Linked DNA regions of Homo sapiens: region 1 is linked to region 2. A link is a contact called in ENCODE Hi-C or POLR2A ChIA-PET data. All regions are on one chromosome and are shown on one strand. Each heading gives the region's core, a stretch centred on a gene start or an enhancer-like site at or near the end of the contact. The rest is flanking DNA. Distances are from core to core; before and after follow the strand shown.

Region 1 (6,490 bases), core at 1,809-4,308, 360 kb before region 2:
GTCTCAAAATATAATAATAATAGGCCTGGCGTGGTGGCTTACGCCTATAATCCCAGCACTTTGGGAGGCAGAGGCGGGTGCATCACTTGAGGTCAGGAGTTCAAGACCAGCCTGATCATCATGGTGAAACCCTGTCTCTACTAAAAATACAAAAAATTAGCTGGGTGTGGTGGTAGGTGCCTGTAATCCCAGCTACTCAGGAGGCTGAGGCAGGAGAATGACTTGGACACAGGAGGCGGATGTTGCAGTGAACCGAGATCGCGCCATTGCACTCCAGCCTGGGAGACAAGAGCAAAACTCTGTCTCAAAATAATAATAATAATAATAATAATAAATAAATAAGTAAATAAAATAAAAAATGGTGTCTAGGCCGGGCACGGTGGCTTAAGTCCGTAATCCCAACACTTTGGGAGGTGAGGTGGGAGGATCACTGAAGCCAGGAGTTCATGACCAGCCTGGCCAACATAGTGAAACCCCGTCTCTACTAAAAATACAAAAATTAGCCAGGCGTGGTGGTGCACACCTGTAATACCAGCTACTCCGGAGGCTGAGGCAGGAGAATCACTTGAACTCGGGAGGCGGAGGTTGCATGGAGCCAAGATCACACCATTGCACTCCAGCCTGGGTGACAGAGTGAGACCCTGTCTCAAAGAACAAAACAACAACAACAACAAACAGTGTCCAGCACAAAGTCTGACTGTGTAAACTGAATGAATGAATCACTCCTCAGGGCTGGGCCTGGCCTTCCTCTCTTGGTGGGTCACATGGACCTGTGAGGCCACTGGCAGTGACAAGGGAGGGGTCCCAGTGGCCCCGTGGGGCCTCCTGTTCCCTCTGCCCTGCATGCAGGGAAGCTGGGTGGCTGGGTCAGGGGGCAACAGATGGACTGGCTCAGAAGCCTGGCCTTCCCTGGCAGGAATTTTGAGAATCAGATCTGAGCAAGTCCCCCTTACACCCATTGCCAGCCATGAAAGAGAGCAGACGGGGGTTCCACGACCCAGGGTTGTCCATGGTGGGCAGGAAGCTAAGATGGAAGCCACTGCTTTCTGATTGGCCAGGGAAGGCCTGTGCCTCAGATTCTTCAGGGTCACCAGCAGAATCCAGAGAAAGCACAGGCCACAGTGGCTTGGAGGATCCTGGAGAGGCCACCCACCTTCTTCAGAAGCTGATGGCACCTTCATTCCCTAGGCCTGGCCCTGGGGCTGGCTTCATCTTGGGGTTCCCAGTGGGAGATTCTAGTGCCCCTGCCAGGAACCAGGGGAACTGATGTGGCATGCCAAGGACATTGATTAATATAACAGTGATGTCAATACCTCACCCTCAGTCCAGGATGCTGTCTGATAGGTGACAACTGATACTGGTTGGGTAGGTGTGGTGATATGAGATTTCCCACCACCCCCCCTTTTTTTTTTTTGAGATGGAGTCTCGCTCTGTGGCCCAGGCCAGAGTGCAGTGGCGCGATCTCGGCTCACTGCAGCCTCTGCCTCCCATGTTCAAGCGATTCTCCCACCTCAGCCTCCCAAGTAGCTGGGACTACAGGTGCGCAACACCATGCCCGGCTAATTTTTATATTTTTAGTAGAGACAGAGTTTCACCATGCCGAAATTCCCTTTTAAAAATACCCTTCGGCAGGCGGGCACGGTGGCTCATGCCTGTAATCCCAGCACTTAGGGAGGCCCAGGTGGGCAGATCACTTGAGGTCAAGGAGTTTGAGACCAGCCTGGCCAACATGGTGAAACCCCGACTCTACTAAAAATACAAAAATTAGCTGGCCATGGTGGTGCGTGCCTGTAATCCCAGCTACTAGGGAGGCTGAGGCAGGAGAATCACTTGAATCTGGAAGACGGAGGTTGCAGTGAGCCGAGATTGTGCCACTGCACTCCAGCCTGGGAGACAGAGTGAGACTGCATCTCAAAAAACAAACAAACAACAAAAAAAACCCAGCAACTTTGTCTTGGCACAGTGGTTCATGCCTGTAATCCCAGCACTCTGGGAAGCCAAGGTGGGCAGATCACTTGAGTCCAGGAGTTTGAGACCAGCCTGGGCAACACGGCAAAACCCCCTCTCTACAAAAAATACAAAAATTAGCTGGGCATGGTGTTGCACACCTGTAGTCCCAGCTACTCGGGAGGCTGAGGTGGGAGGATCGCTTGAGCCCAAGAGGTGGAGGTTGCAGTGGGCCGTGATTGTGCCACTGCACTCCAGCCTGGGCAACACGGCGAGACTCTGTCTCAATAAATAAATAAACATATACATAGATATAGATATAGATATAGATATACACATATATATATACACTTAAGTAAAAACCAATTATCTAGGAGCAAATGTCAAGTAAAAGTACAGGTAGGGCTCAGATGCGGCAAAAAATCATGTTGGGGTAGGAGCCTGAGTAACATCAGCGAGCGCATACAGGTTTATCCTTTGGCCTCTGGCCCAGCTGTTAATGATATATTCATGTTTATTATCTGCCCCCTCCCACCCCCACTAAAATGTCAGCTTCAAGAGGGTAGGGATGAGGCCAATTGTGTTCACGGCTGTGTTCCTGCCATCTCACACAATGTTGGGCATACAGTAGGTGTTCAGTGAATACTTGTGAATGGGTGAATGGCTGGCTGGAAGGCCATGCATGAGTGAATGAGCGGAGGTGACACCTTCACATCCTCTCTCCGCCTCGGTGGATGCCAGTGCAGGCCCAGGAGTCAGCCGTTTCCACTACCAGCTGTGTGGCCCCGGGAGGGCTCCTTAACCTCTCTGTGCGTTTCCGTTGCCATTTCGCCGGGTTATTCTAAGGATTACGTGTGGTTTTACATGGTGTGGGCTTCTTGCAGTCCTCGGCACGGAGCACCCCTCCGTAAATGTTATTTCGCTATTGTTCTTTCCTTTCCTTTCGGTGTATTCTGCTTATGTATTCGCTATTGCTCTTCCCCATCTCACCGACCAGAAGAGTGAAGCTCCTCCCCGCTCTCCTGGCGCCCGGCTTCCCCGTTCTGGCTCGGGCCTGCACGCCCGCCCTTGGCCAGCAGAGGGCGCTAGCGCTCTAGGGACCAACGCTCCGGCTGGGCCGGGCCACGCGTCATCTCTCAGCCGACCCGAGGCTGGGGCTGGAGGAGGGGACAGGCGTGACCGCCGGGGCAGGGGTGGACCACCGGACATCTGGGTGTGTGCCTTTGGCACAGCGGGAGCCTGCTGGAGGCTCCCAAAGCGGAGTGGGCAAGCTTTTTCCCCCAGTGCGCTTCCAACCCTTTTTCTTTCTTTCTTTCTTTCTTTTTTTTTTTTTTTTTTGCGACAGGGTCTCTTGTCGCCCAGGCTGGAGTGCAGTGATGCGATCACGGGTCACTGCAGCCTCCAACTCCTGGCCTCAAGCGATTCTCCTTCCTCAGCCTCCCGGGTAGCTGGGACTACAAGTGGGCGCCACCACGCCCAACTAATTATTTATTCATTTAGAGACAGGGTCTCACTCTGTCACCCAGGCTGGGGTGCAGTGGCATGATCAAGTCTCATTGCAGCCTCAACCTCCTCCTCAAGCAATCCTCCTGCCTCAGCCTCCTGAGTAGCTGGGACTACAGGTGCAGGCCACTGGCCAATTAAAAAATATTTTTTTTTTTAATTAGCCGGACGTGGTGGCGGGTGCCTGTAGTCCCAGCTACTCAGGAGGCTGAGGCAGGAGAATGGCGTGAACCCGGGAGGCGAGCTTGCAGTGAGCTGAGATCACGCCACCGCACGGCAGCCTGGGTGACTGAGCGAGACTCAGTCTCAAAAAAAAAAAATTTTTTTTAGTAGAGACAGGGTCTCGCTGTGTTGCCCCGGCTGGTCTCAAACTCCTGGGCTCAAGTGATCTTCCTGCCTTGGCCTCCTAAAGTGCTGGGATTACAGGCGTAAGCCACCATGCCTGGCCTCCAACCCATTTTTTGCCAAGGACCAGCTGAGACTCAGAAAGGGTTGTCCAAGGTCACCCAGCAGGTGGGGGTAGTGGGGGTCATGCTGTGAATACAAGGCTTTGAAGCTCACATACCTCAAGGACCTGATAGGGGCTGTGGAGAACACAGGACTGACCACCTTTGCCTCTAGAATGCTGGCCCACATGGCCAAATCTTCCAAGTCTTCAAGAGAGACAGGGACATCAGGATGTAGTGAAATGTCTCGATTTTTATGGTAGCAATGAATTAAAGGCTTTGTTTGTTTTTGTAGAGCCAGGGTCTCATTATATTGCCCAGGCTGGTCTTGAACCCTTGGCCTCAAGCGATCCTCCCGTCTTGGCCTCCCAAAGTGCTGGAATTACAGGCGTGAGCCACCACTTCTAGCCTTATTTGTTTATTTATTTATTTTGAGATGGAGTCTTGCTCTGTCGCCAGGCTAAAGTCCAGTGGCGCTATCTCGGCTCTCTGCTACCTCCACCTCCCGGGTTCAAGCGATTCTTCTACCTCAGCCTCCCAAGTAGCTGGGACTACAGGTGTGCACCACCACACCCGGCTACTTTTTGTATTTTTAGTAGAGATGGGGTTTCACCATATTGCCCAGGCTGGTCTCAAACTCCTGACCTCAGGTGATCCGCCCACCTTGGCCTCCCAAAGTGCTGAGATTACAGGCATGAGCCACCATGCCTGGCCGCCTTTTTTATTTTTAATCACAGTTTCCACCTCTGAGCAACCTTGGAGGTAGCTCACCTCTTCCTCCCTTGGAGGAAGGTGTTTTGAAACAAAACCATCCCCCTGGTTTCTTCACCTGCCTGCCTGAGCTTCTTTAGGCTTCAGTTTACCAGTGACTGCATCTTCCAGGACTGCGCTACCCAGGACATCCCCTCCCTCTGGGTTAGGAGCCAGTCTCCATCCCTGAGCTTCCCCAGTAGAGCTTCCATTTGTTCATTTGTCCATTCATTCATTCAACAAGCATTCATTGAGTGTTTACTGTGTGCCAAATACCGTGTGTAGGGACATGCAGTGATGAGACAAAACCCTCCCTTCGTGGAGCTGATATTTGAATGGGGGAGTTAGACAACAGACAAAGAAGGAAATGCACTAGGTTCTTTTCCAGGCGTTCAGCACATACCCAAGTAAAGGAACAGAGGGCAGGCAGGCAGCAGTGGGCAGGGGGCCTCTTGGAGGAGGTGACCCCAAGTGAGGAGGAGCTGCCAGCCCTGGAGTCTGGTAGGTATTGTTCCAGGCCAAGAGAACAGCAAGAGCAGAGGCCCTGGGCGGTAAGATGCAAGTCACATTATCACATTAAGTCCACAGCACAGGGGCTGGGCGCAGTGGCTCACACCTGTGATCCCAGCACTTTGGGAGGCCGAGGCAGGTGGATCACCTGAGGTCAGGAGTTCGAGACCAGCCTGGCCAACATGGCGAAACCCTGTCTCTACTAAAAATGCAAAAATTAGCTGAGCATGGTGGTGGGCACCTGTAATCCCAGCTACTCAGGAGGCTGAGGCAGGAGAATCGCTTGAACCTGGGAGGTGGAGGTTGCACTGAGCCGAGATCATGCCACTACACTCCAGCCTGGGTAACAGAGCTAGACTCTGTCTCAAAAAAGAGTCTGCAGCACATGGCATGCAATAGACACTCTGTAAACAGATGGATAAATGGACAGATGGATAAATGGACAGATGGATAAATGGACACATGGATGAGCTTGTGGCCTTGGCAGCCCCCTCTCTTGGCTTGGTTGCCCACATCTCGCCCTGGGGGTGGACATGGACACCGCCTGGCACAAGGAAGTGGCTCAGTCAGCTCCGGGGCTCCCTGAGCTGCACCCCAGCCCAGAGTGGGGGTCTCCCCTCCCAACAGCAGCAGGAGCTGTGGACTGGCTGCCACGCCCCAGCCATTCACAATCTGGGGGACACTTCCCCTGACCTGGTCCAAATCCCAGCTCTCCAGGGTCACCCTGACCTACAGACCTGACCACTCTGAACCTCAGGCAAGGCCACCATCTGCCCACGCCAGCCCTGCCTCTTTCATACTCTTCCCTGCCCCCAGTGGCTCAGGCGCCCAAGCCATGGGTTCCTTGGAATGTAATTCTTTTTCTTCCCAGAAGCCTGGGCCGTTCACTTCCGGCCACACTGCCCTTGGTGCCTTCCTGACCCTTTGCTTTACAAACCTGACACGGTGGCCAGAGGCTTAAAGCCGGACCCAGCCACACCACCTGGCCTCCCCATCGTGCCATGGCCCATCTGTCAGCATCCTGCCCTGGGAATCTGACTGTAGACACCAGGACCCTCCACAGCCGTTTCCCACAAACCCCTGCTGGGAACATGCCTACCTGGCTGTGCCATCCAAAGGGCACTGCCCTCTACAGCTTACAGGCTGATTCCAAATCCTAGAGCTCCCGCTTCACCAGGGGCATGTTGGTATCCACACTCCAGAGCTGCCCATTCCACAGATATTTAATGAGCAGCTACCGTGTGCCCAGCACTGCCCTAGGCCCAGCAGACACAGCGGGGAACAAAATAGTCAGAAAACGCGGCCCTCGTGAAATGGATGTTCTGGGAATGGTG
Region 2 (6,200 bases), core at 466-2,965:
TTCTCTGCTTTCCTTTTTGATCGTTTAAGCCTCTTCTCTTCCACCATACCATTCTCCAGGGGTATTGAATTAGGTGACAGCTAAGCACTCTTACTATGTGCACTTTGCATGTATTACTTAAATCCTCGCAACAACCTGATGAGGTTGCTAATAACCTCCTCCATTTTACCGAGGCACAGAGAGTTTAACTTGCGTGAGGTCACACAGCTAACAATGGAAAAGCTGGGAGTCAGAGAACCTGGGCAGTGTGGCTCTAGACTCCCCACTTAAAGGATCAAAGAAACACTGTAAAAAGTAGAAATCACTTTAGGAATATAAATCAGAATTATTGTTGATTCTCACAGAATCCCTGCAAAGTCCTCTCCCCTCCCCACTGCTTCTGGCATTCCAAGACAGTACCCTAGTTTCAGATATGTCTACACAGGGACACTGGCCTCCTCAGTCCAGCTCCTTGAGGCTACTGCTTCTTGCCATAAATTTCTAGGACTGTTCATTGCCTTCTGAGGTCCTTTGAGCTGATGCTGATCTGAAAGCATTTTTTTGGATATGGTCCCATACCCAGGTGATGGGGATAGGATACCGATTTGCCTGCAGGATAAGAATTAGAGGTCATACAGACTGCTGAGACAGTTACAACCTAGAGGTCAAGGGCCTGACATGGGAGACAGGCCAGTTTTGATTTAAGCCCTTACTGCAAGGCTTGGGTGAATTGCCTTTCCATCTAGAAACCTCAGTTTCCTCATTTGTATGATAGTAATAATAACAGCACACATCTCAAGACTGGTGGGGGAATTTCATGGCATGAGTGAAGTCCATGTTTCTCAGCAGAAGTCTAGAGACATTGACAATTGTTATCATTATGCTATTTCTGATACAGTAGGATCCCTGACTACAGCTCCAAGCTCATCCCTATTTCCCCCCCTACTTCACTGGATTTTATCCATGTTGGCCTTGGATTCAACTCGGGGGCAGATCAGCCCTTTTCCTACCTCAGGGCCTTTACACCTGCTGTTCCCCCTGGTATGACTGCTTTTTCCCCAGCTTATTCAAAAAAGCTGGCGCTTTCTCACCCTTTTATATCTCAGTTCGTGTCACTGCTCAGTGAGGCCTTCCTTGACCACTCCAGCCTGCCTGCAATACATCCTCCTGTTTTATCGTATTCATATGTGTTACCAGTACCTGATATTACTAGCTGATTTGTTTCTTTTATCTCTCACATAATGTAAGTTTCAAGTAGACAGAGATTTTTATCGTTTTTTTTCTCTGTAGCATGCCCAGCGCCAACAACTGTGTCTGGCATTCAATAAATAAATGGTGAATTGAATGAATGAATGAATGAATGAATGAGGGTGTATACCAGGCCGAACCCCCAAGCCTTGCAGTCCCCACTCTTCTGCTGCAGTGGGCAACGAGATGAGTCAGACTTTGTAGATGGCCCCTTGGCCCCCGAGATGGGGGACGAGCTAGCGCGGAGCACTTGGGAGACATTCCCCGAAAGCCTGGGCGGTGGCCGCACTGGGAGAGGGTCTGTCGCCATTTGGCGATTACTCCATGCGGGCTGCTGTGGGCGCCGAGCGAGGGTCGGCGGCGAGCGCAAGCGCGCGGGTCTTTTGCGACGGTGCCCGGCGGCACTGGCCCCGCCTCCCGCGCGTGCGCCCCGCCTCCGCCCCCGCCGCTGCGCCCGCTCGGGGCCGCTCTGGCCCCCGCCCGCTTCATGTGGCCCGGCCCGCGACGGCCGGCGGCTGGGAGCGGCGAGGCGGCGGCGGCGGCGAGTGGCGGCCCGCGAGGCCCGGGAGGCGGTGGCCGAGGCCCAGGCGGTGGCGGCGGCGGCCCAGGAGGCGGCGGACGGGGAGCTGCGGGAGCAGGCCCGGCCTGGCTCTCTAGCGGCCGCCTGGCTGCAGCATGCGCGCCCGCCGGGGGCTGCTGCGGCTGCCGCGCCGCTCGCTGCTCGCCGCGCTCTTCTTCTTTTCTCTCTCGTCCTCGCTGCTGTACTTCGTCTATGTGGCGCCCGGCATAGGTAGGAAGGGGGCTTGGGACCGCGGCGGCTGCCGCTCTGGCCTTGAGGGACCCGGGGAATCCCCGCCCCTCCCTAAGGGGCCCCGGCCGGGAGGCGGCCCTGAGCCTGGTCCTCCGAAGACTCCGGAGTCCTGGCCCGGCTCTCGGGGACGCCAGGACATTCCTGCCCTCCGCACCCCAACAGGCGCCCGGGATCCCTCTCCCGCGCCAGCCTCCGGCCCACCCCGCCCCTCCTAACGCCACCCTCGCGAACCCGACTGTACCTTCACGCCCGCCCCTTGCTCCGGAACCCCCTTCCCGCTCTTGCCTCGCTGGAACTCCCACTTCCCGCTCCTCTGCTCGAGAACTCCCGCTTCCCCTTCCCTTCCCCGGGGTCTCCTCGAACCCCCATTCCCGGCATTCCCCGCACCCCAGTCCCCCGCGGCGCGCCCGCTCTTCGCCGAGCCCATGTGCCCGGGTCCCAGGCCGCCCCACCTTCTAGCTCCCATCCATCCTCCCCCACTCCCCATGACTCCATCGTTTCCTGCTCCCGTGAGCCCCCTCCCTCCCCTTTCTTCCTCTACTTCCCCTATTACATCCACCTCCAGGTCCTCCTCCCTAACTCACGTTCACCTCTTCAGTGGCCTGATCTCTCTGCCTGCCGGTGGCACCCCCCTTCCCCTTACAGAGGTCCACCCCCATTCAATCTCCTGCTAATCCCCTGAGCGTCCCATGCCTCTTCCCCATCTCCCCCCCCCCCACCTCGCGTACCCACAAGGGCACATCCTTGTCACCTTTGCCCCCAGCCCCCCAGACTTTCAGCCACAGCTTCTTTCTCAACTGAAGACCTGGGGAAGGGGTGCTGTCTGTGTTCTTTCTTCCACTTCTGCCCTCTCCTAGCCTTGAGGGTAGATGGTGTGGTTCTTCAGTATTGGATAGTGCCTGCTCTGCGGACAAAGGAGAAGTTTAAATTGTCCGTAGAGAAGGGGATATGATTGGGGCCTTTGGGAAATGGTACCAGGTGAGAAGGGGGAGCATGGAGGAAAGATGTAATGGGTACTCCTTCTTTTCAAAGTCTTATCCTTTAAAGGAAAGGCGGTCTCTGGAGAAACTGACCCTCCCACCCCTCCCCCGCCTGCCCCAAGCATAGTCTTTTATAAGACCACAGGGCACCAGTTAGGACAGGAAGAGATCAGAAGGAAAGACAGCATGAAGGTTAAGAGCGGAGGACACAGAGGTCAGACTTGGATTCCAATCTCTGCCCTGTATGACCTTGGGCAGGTTACTAAGCCTTTGCATTTCTCCTCTGTAAAATGGGAATGTGAGTCCCAATCTCATACAGTGTTAAGGATGGAAGTAGATACATGTTCTTTAAAAGCACTTACCACTGTACCTGGTGCTTGAAGAGTTTTAAAAATAAGTAAATAAAGGCAGCTATTACATGTAACTTCCAGGAAGAAGGGAGTTAGGTGGAACGCTTAAGGAATGTGTTTGCCTGACTTGGCATCACTATGAGGAAACCTCAGTTTATGGTGAAAAATGATCAGAAGATGCTGCTGGGGTAGGGGCAGGGAGAGTAAATTCTGCTAGAAAAATTTTGGATTATATGGATTTTAGGAAAGGGTTGATGGTTTAGCTGTAGGGAAATGCCTTTTAGGATTGTAGCAATAACTAGTGCCATTCTCTGTTGACCTGTCAACGCAGAACTAGCTGAATAGAGAAATTTCCAGATAGAGCAGGAGATCGTCTCCTGATTATTTTTTAAGCATATTTTACTTGTGGTTAATGTTGATGTTTTGAACTATCAACTAGATCTGGGAAGATAGAACAGGCAGCATCAGATTGCCTTGTTTACAAAGTGTCATCACGAAAAGTGTTCCTCTAGGAAGGCATAATATGTGGCCTGATGGATTTGATGAGTAGATTGTAAAAGGGTTGGGATTCTGGCAGAACAAGAAGAGATAACTAATTAGTGGAATTAACTGAGAAAAGAGTTCATTAGCATGTTGGCTATTAGACTCTAATAAAAATGGGTGTGAAAAGATGGGATTTGGACCTAGAGGCAGTCTTAGAGCCATAATCCTTTTTTTCTCCTTTTGTGAAAGTGACAGGTACTTCTGGTCTGAGTCCATAAATCAGCTATATCTAAATGGAAAACTATATCCCACTGGGATGGTAATCACCCTTTTGATAGAAAGGTTAGAAGCCAGATTCTTCAACAGAAATGGAACTTATCAATTTAATTAAGATTCCTCAACAGTAGATTTTTAGGTCAGTGGAACCCCTGTGTAAAGCGATGTGCTACTGCCATGCCTAGAATCCTATATCACTGATAGCTGAAAAAGAGGCAGAGCACTTACATTTTCATTAGTACTGTATCCCCTTGAATGTAAGCCTTCTGAAGGGGAATTCTACTTAGGATGGAAATTTTGTTCGTGAGAAAGGGGAACAATAAAAAAAGGATGTGGAGTAGTTACATTTAGCTGTTTGCCCTTCCTACTAATTTTTTTTTTTTTTTTTTGATAGAGAGTCTCTGTTGCCCAGGCTGTCGTGCAGTGATGCTCATAGCTTACTGCAGCCTTGATCTCCTGGGCACAAGGGATCCTCCTCCCTCAGCCTCCTGAGTAGCTGGGACTCCAGGTACATGCCACCCTGCCTGGCTAACTTTTAAAACAGTTTTTTGTAGAGACAGGATCTCACTATGATGCACAGGCTCTGTTGAACTTAAATTTTTAGAATGTCTAGCTTTGGACAGTGGGGCGGCAAATTTTTTCAAGGTTAAGGCAATCTGGAGAAATAGAAGGTTGTTTTGTGTTCCTTGGGTTATGAAGACCTTATTTGAATAGTTATTAAAATGAGCTTAGAAAATAATACTAGGTTGGCTGGGTGTGGTGGCTCACACCTGTAATCCCAGCACTTTGGGAGGCTAAGGTGGGTGGATCATGAGGTCAGGAGTTCAAGTCCAGCCTATCCAAGATGGTGAAACCCTGTCAGTACTAAAAATACAAAAATTAGCCGGGCGTGGTGGCAGGTGCCTGTAATCCCAGCTACTCAGGAGGCTGAGGCAGGAGAATCACTTGAACCCAGGAGGCAGAGGTTGCTGTGAGCCGAGATTGCGCCATTGCACTCCAGCCTGGGTGATAGAGTGAGACTCTGTCTCATACACACACACACACACAAAAAAAAAAAAAAGAGAGAGAAAATAACAGAAAATAACATTAGGTTGAGCCATATGAAATTTCTGTTTTTGCAGGTCAAAAACAGTTGTATATCAGCAGTTTCATGTAGTTCACTTTAATAAATTTCCCAATGACAATTCTGTTTTCTGGCACAGTGGAATTATTGGACTTATATTTCCTTCTAGGTTTAACTTTTTCCAGTGCTTGCTTTTGATTTGCTTTGTATACCCTGTGGCTACATTGTGCTCAAGGGCTAGAGATATCATCACTCCAAGAGATTCAGAAATAGTAGACTTGAATTTGAAATAAGAAAAATCATGTAGCTATAAATGTTATGAATTGTCCATGTATACTGTAACCCAGCCAAAATTTCAGCCTAACCATTAACTTAGTATTTTTGAGCTCTAATGCCACTTAATGTGGGTGACCCGTATTCTAAGAGCAAAGGAAACTTTTCTTGGACTTGAGAGTCATCCGTGAAATGGGGTACCATCTCACATAGAAAATTGGATATGAGGAAAATTACTAAATAAGACTATTAATAGTGTGTTTGCAAAAAATATAAAATGCCCTCAGCTACTATAATAATACCATTTGATCCATTTAATGTTTTAAAAATACGACTTCGTTGGAATTTTTTTTTTTTTTTTGAGACGGAGTTTCGCTCTTTTGCCCAGGCTGGAGTGAAATGGTGTGATCTCAGCTCACTGCAACCTCTGCCCCCCAGGTTCAAAGGATTCTCCTGCTTCAGCCTCCAGAATAGCTGGGATTATAGGCGCTTGCCACCACTGGCTAATTTTTGTATTTTTAGTAGAGATGGGGTTTTACCATGTTGGCCAGGTTCGTCTCGAACTCCCGACCTCAAGTGATCCACCCACCTCAGTCTCCCAAAGTGCTAGGATTACAGGCGTGAGCCACCGTGCCTGGCCGGGAGTTGTGTTTGTATTGTTAATTTTGGAAGTAGTGTTTTATATCAGCAATTTAAAAGGAGAAGGTTGGGACAGAAAGTGAGAGAGTGAAAGAGAG

The links. Hi-C counts contacts between places; a loop is a spot of excess contacts on that map. ChIA-PET counts read pairs that join two places held with the same protein, here RNA polymerase II (POLR2A). Pooled maps may share reads with other maps.
Region 1: a loop to region 2 is called in a pooled map, with 3 times the contacts of the local background. The contact joins the enhancer-like site here to the promoter of B4GALT5 in region 2. A Hi-C loop is called at or near these places in 2 of 50 pooled maps. POLR2A ChIA-PET finds 5 or more read pairs at or near these places in 4 of 52 experiments (A673, GM12878, K562 and 1 more).

The regions. Positions count from the first base shown.
Region 1 is chr20:50,067,984-50,074,473 of GRCh38, reverse strand. No RefSeq gene overlaps it. Among named protein-coding and RNA genes, the nearest start is that of TRERNA1, 30 kb to the right of the region's middle. RefSeq lists enhancers at 399-908, 909-1,418 and a silencer at 2,915-3,154. Within about 2 kb of position 3,058, at least 3 of the 41 ENCODE cell types and tissues checked have a DNase peak (open chromatin) inside an H3K27ac peak, as active enhancers do.
Region 2 is chr20:49,709,393-49,715,592 of GRCh38, reverse strand. B4GALT5 (beta-1,4-galactosyltransferase 5) reads left to right here and starts at 1,715. Exons shown (of 9, transcript NM_004776.4): 1 at 1,715-2,017. The coding sequence starts at 1,903. RefSeq lists silencers at 1,503-1,832, 2,123-2,242.